Linked DNA regions of Mus musculus: region 2 is linked to region 1. Evidence: chromatin loops called from intact Hi-C (ENCODE). Cell type or tissue: left cerebral cortex. All regions are shown on one strand.

What was found. A loop is a pair of places that touch in the nucleus more often than their neighbours do. Peaks named below come from ENCODE experiments on the same cell type or tissue, not always from the same donor. Only the 100,000 strongest peaks of a DNase experiment are listed, where the experiment ranks them.
Region 2: a loop joins it to region 1, with 3 times the contacts of the local background. A loop is called at or near these places in 9 of 42 quality-filtered maps.

What each region holds. Positions count from the first base shown.
Region 1 is chr2:92,057,393-92,059,892 of GRCm38, reverse strand. No RefSeq gene overlaps it. Among named protein-coding and RNA genes, the nearest start is that of Gm31473, 31 kb to the right of the region's middle. In left cerebral cortex, CTCF peaks have their summits at 192 and 1,265 (motif pointing right); DNase peaks (open chromatin) are centred at 295, 1,232 and 2,236; H3K4me3 peaks cover 1,624 bases; H3K27ac peaks cover 1,799 bases.
Region 2 is chr2:92,432,951-92,435,450 of GRCm38, reverse strand. Cry2 (cryptochrome 2 (photolyase-like)) reads left to right here and starts at 1,382. Exons shown (of 12, transcript NM_009963.4): 1 at 1,382-1,639. The coding sequence starts at 1,428. In left cerebral cortex, a CTCF peak has its summit at 1,151; DNase peaks (open chromatin) are centred at 253, 1,257 and 2,270; H3K4me3 peaks cover 2,096 bases; H3K27ac peaks cover 2,327 bases.

The DNA of each region.
Region 1 (2,500 bases):
GAGGAATGGGTTCCGGGAGGATGCAGGGATGGGGAGCATTATGTTGATGCAGAGCAGCCTCCGCGCGGGTAGCGGTGCGCCAGGCTGGGCGGAGCCCGGACACCGGAGCAGGGGTTGGCACCTCCGTCCTCCCGGCCAGGCTGCGGTCGGAGCCTCGGGTGCACCCCGCAGCGGCAGGCGCAGGGTCTGACCCAGGGAGGCTTTTCCCAGCCGGGCATCCACGTAGCTGGAGTACCACCCGGCCGTCCCGGGCCACTGCAGACGCCTGGCGTGCGCAGGCCGCGCCTCCCTAGCCCGAGGGCCTAGAGACGTCACCGAGGCTCTGACGCGCGCTAACCCGGGCGCGGGTTTCCTCCCCGCAGGTCCCGGTCCTTGCAGCCCGCCGCCGCGTCCTTGGCCCTCCTCCCGGGATTCTAATTCGGGAAGACTGTTTGTCCTTCAGCTACTGATAAGGACTCGAGTTTGTGAATAATAATAATAATAATTTTAACAATTCCGGGAAAGAAATAACCATACTCGAGAAACATAATAATAATAACCAGCCCGATAGACCTCTGCTCCTGTGCTCAGTGCTCTTAAGGACAATAATGACAACAGTCATAATAGCCACAGTTTATTAAGCGCTTACTCTTCCATCGCAGTGTTAAGCGCTTTGCAGGCAACAACCCTCGGAGGTAAGTACCGTTATGCTCCCTATTTTTCAGGAAACTAGGGCAGAGAGGTTAAGTAACCTGCCCCAGGGCACACAACTAGCTGATGTCAATGCCAGAATCCCAACCTAGGCTGCCTGTTCTAGTGTAATCCTCGAGCCAATCCGTCAAGGTCGGGAGCATTCTCTCCATCTTAAAGATGAGGAAAACAAGGCACATGGAAATTTAAGTACCTTGCCCAAGGTCACCTAGCTGGATGAGGCAGAAAGCGAACCCAGGGCTCCTCTCTGTCCGCAGAACCCTCGATCTTGGCCATAGGCGATGCCATTTCCAAACCACCTCGGATAGCCCCGGCTTCTGGGAGGCAAAAGCAGCCGCTGGTGGATTTGGGTAGATTCCTGCAGCTTCCGCTCAGCTGATGAACCGGGTGTTTTGGAGCAGCGTCCTTGCTCTGCCTTCAAGCGTAGGATGGGGACGCCTCTCCTGGAATCCAGACCCAGACTAGGCTCGGCGATCCCGAGAAGGGACGGAGCGGGGGCGGAGGCAGCGGAAGGAATCCCGAGTCCCATTTGACCAGCGGCGGGTCTAGGCTCCGGATTTGCACCATATAACCAGCAGAGGGCGCTGCCGCTCGCGCATGGAGTTTCCGTCCCCTCTGCCTACAGCCGCCTGCAGTGGCTTTCCTTCTCCAGGTGACTGAGCCCACGCCGCATTTAGACCGGCTTCTTTAGACCGATTGACATTCGTTCAAGGCTTCCCAAGTCCCAGCCGCTTCGATCTTGTTTTGTATAAGGGGGCAACGGCAGAGATTCCACTCGGTTAAAAGGCCTAGGTGTTTGCAAATTCAGCTCGGTCTGGTCAGGTCTTCCCTTCTAGTGAGCCCGAGGGTGATTTAAAATGGAGGTAGACCCTCCACTTGAAGTAGATTACAAATATTCTTTCCTTTTCCAAAATGGCAGATGATGACTAAAGAGAGAGCCCACAGACGAGAGGGTCTATTTTCATAACAGCCGCCGCCTATTGGTCGCACCAGGCCCTTTTTAGACCTTGATACAGTATGGCCTGTACCGTGGGGATCATGATTCCTGTTTGATGTAAAGTCAAAAAACTAGTAAATAATGACACCTGGATTTAATCTAGGAACTCCCTTAATTAACAGTTACATTCCCAATACCCAGAATGCACAAGCAGACACAACTGATTGGAAGATATTGGTTATAATCCCAAATCTACCGGTGCTTAGAACCCTACCATGGAATCGGGGACTTGGCCAGCTTTCTGAGCTCCCCCCCCCCACCCCGAACTCAAATCTCTAAAACAGAAAAATAAAATATAAAGGTGGCCTGAGAGCATGAGCTGGAGGCTTTTTGCTCAGGCTTGGAAGAATATCCAGTGAGGCTCAGTCACTTCCTATGTCTGGGCTCTGAAGACATAAAGGTGGATCTAGGAAAATCTGAAACGCATGGAAGGGAAGGGGAAAACTCTTTCTGTGGCTTTTACTTTAAACTAAGCCTCATTTTGCTATTTGTGCTATATTTTTAAATTAACGTGGCTCTCCCCACCCTTGAAATTGGCACACAAATAGCAAAAACAGAAGGAAGGCCAGCTCGCAGCTTTAAATGTGGTTCTCAAGAAGGAGGGACCGGACTTAAAAAGGAAATGGGAATTAAAATGAGGTGTCTAATTCAGACAGACTTTCCACGAGGAATTTAGATCACGGCTCTTGTAACAGGAGTGTTGTCTGGGGCTGGGGCTGGGTCTGGGTCTTGTGTCTAAATGGGAGTGCCCCCAATGAAGAGGTTGAATCTTCCTTTTTGAATACGCCTGCATCTCTGATCATCTGGGTGTAA
Region 2 (2,500 bases), 380 kb before region 1:
TCTTATGTTTGATTCATATGATCCTTCGGTACCAAGTACTGAGCTAGATTATAGTCTGATGGAGCTGACATACAATAGCTAAACAATCCCAGTACTATGTACTAAAACCGGAGGGTGGGGGGAAGACACCAAATGAGGTGAGCCCCTGTGCAGGTTGGGCCCAGGAAACTGGAAAATAACAGCTGTCACAGGGAAAACAGGAGGCACGAGGGTGTGGGCTGGGGCATGTGATGTGAGAGAACAGCATGTCCAAAGCGCTGGAAATGAGAGGCTCGTAATGACGCTGTAGTCAGAGAGTGGTGCCAATTAATGCCATTAAATTGCTGACTAAATTCTAGATTCTTTCATTGCTCATTCCCAAGATGGGGAAGGTGACTACCCATAGGATCAACACAAGGACAAATCGGAACAGTTCTCTGCTGGATAGCTCCAGCCCTCCATCCCAACTAGCCCATCTTAGCCCAAGTGCAACGGTTGCTGCACTTGTTCAATCAGCAAACTCTGCCAGAATCTCCAAAGAATCAAAGGATTCCCAAAGGAGACAGGAGAATATTGCCCTGCACATCTCTGATTCCCACATAGAATCCAGTTCAGAGTTTTGTGCAAAATAACTGCACTGTGTCTGCTAAACAGAACGTAAAAGAAATGAATTCATTTGAGGGCATAATTACTGCCTCAACCCACGTCCTCTGAAACCTTTGTCCTTTCTCCCAAACCCACTCCTGCCGCATAAAAGGGCGTCTCCTTTATCCTTATGCCTTTCTGTATGCAAATACCAAGATTCTCTGCGAGGAAGTGGATTTTGAAATCGGAAGATTCTGAGTGGAATCTTACTGGATTCATGGTATTGCGCAAGTCATTCAAACTGGGGCGCCCTAAGCTTACTTCATCTGCAGAGTAAGACTAACAAGCATCTGTTTTATTCGTGTTTATGAAATGAACGTTACCAGGATGAGATGAAAATAGAAAATAGGACAGTTTGTGTAAGGCAATCACCGCTCAGCCTCACATATGAACAGGACAATGAACTGTTAGAAAGGGCCCGGTAACAGGTCTGTCAGCCACCGGCCGGAGTCACCGCAACCCCTGTCTTTCCCGGGGACGCGAAATGCGTAGGAGATCCGAGGTCCCTCCAGACTCAGCCCACGCGGGGCGGACGCAGCGCGGTCCTGCGTCACCGGCGGGTGGCTACCAAGCGGGACCACACATGGTGGGAACGTGAGGGGGCGGAGCCTGCGCCGACGCTGCTGACCAATGGAACAGAGGGAGGGTCCCACCGGGTCTCACCCAATCACAGAGGCGATCCAGACTCCTTGGGGCGGAGTCATGCCAGGGAGAGGCTGCATCATAGGTCGCTGGGCGGGCGCTGGGCGGGACCAACGGGGCGGTCGGGCGGAGCGGCAGACCGAGACCCAGTCCAGGCGGCGATGGCGGCGGCTGCTGTGGTGGCAGCGACGGTCCCCGCGCAATCGATGGGCGCGGACGGCGCGTCCTCGGTGCACTGGTTCCGCAAAGGACTACGGCTCCACGACAACCCCGCGCTGCTAGCTGCCGTGCGCGGGGCGCGCTGTGTGCGCTGCGTCTACATCCTCGACCCGTGGTTCGCGGCCTCCTCGTCTGTGGGCATCAACCGATGGAGGTGAGGGGACCCTATGCTGCGGGGTGGCAACACCAAGCGGACTCCCCTGGGCCCAGGAACTCCAGCCTGCGGCCACTCTGACACAGCGTTTTTGCCCAGTGTGGCCCGCTCTGAACTCCTGGGAGGCCTGGGGGACAGAGGTCCCTCTATGCTGACGAGACTCTCGTCAAAAACGCGAAGTCAACCTGAGGGAGGATCTGCAGCCAGTCCCTGGAAGAATGGGGACTGGGCTTTTAGGGGTGTGCTGTGGGAGCGGAGAAAAGCTTCTTCAAGAGAAGTAGCCCCTCGTGGACCCCCCCCCCCCAAGGGCTTCCCTAAGCCTCGGATTTGTTTGACTCTCCCCCACGCCTCTTTTCCCATCCCGCGTAACCTCTCTTCACAGACAAACGTGGTGGTGATCAGGGAACCTAGCTTAGCATTAGCCGGTTTTAAAAAGACCCCAAGGGCATCATCGGGTAATGGCACTTTTGTGTTCTTGACGCATTTTTTTTAAAAAACATTGATTGGGAAAGGACATGCATGGCATGGCAGTGTATAGAGTTAAAAGGACGACTTGCAGGTTCTCACTCACCATACGGTTCCAGGGTGGAAAGCCGGGTGCCTTTACCCAATGAGCAATCTCTCAGGAGGTCCCCTAACCCATCTGAGAGGATCCCTGTGTAGTTATAACGTTGCTAGAAAGATATTCAAAGAGGGTTGCATCACCCGTCAGCTCTTCCGCCTGTTGTCATGAAGTGTTTTTTAGGAGAGCTGGGCCATTACAGATGAGACTTTTAGGAGCTGATGTGGAAAAACAAGAACACAATATGAAGATTCGGTGATAACTCCCAGGAGGCTGAACCCTTTCCCAGCATGCTGTGA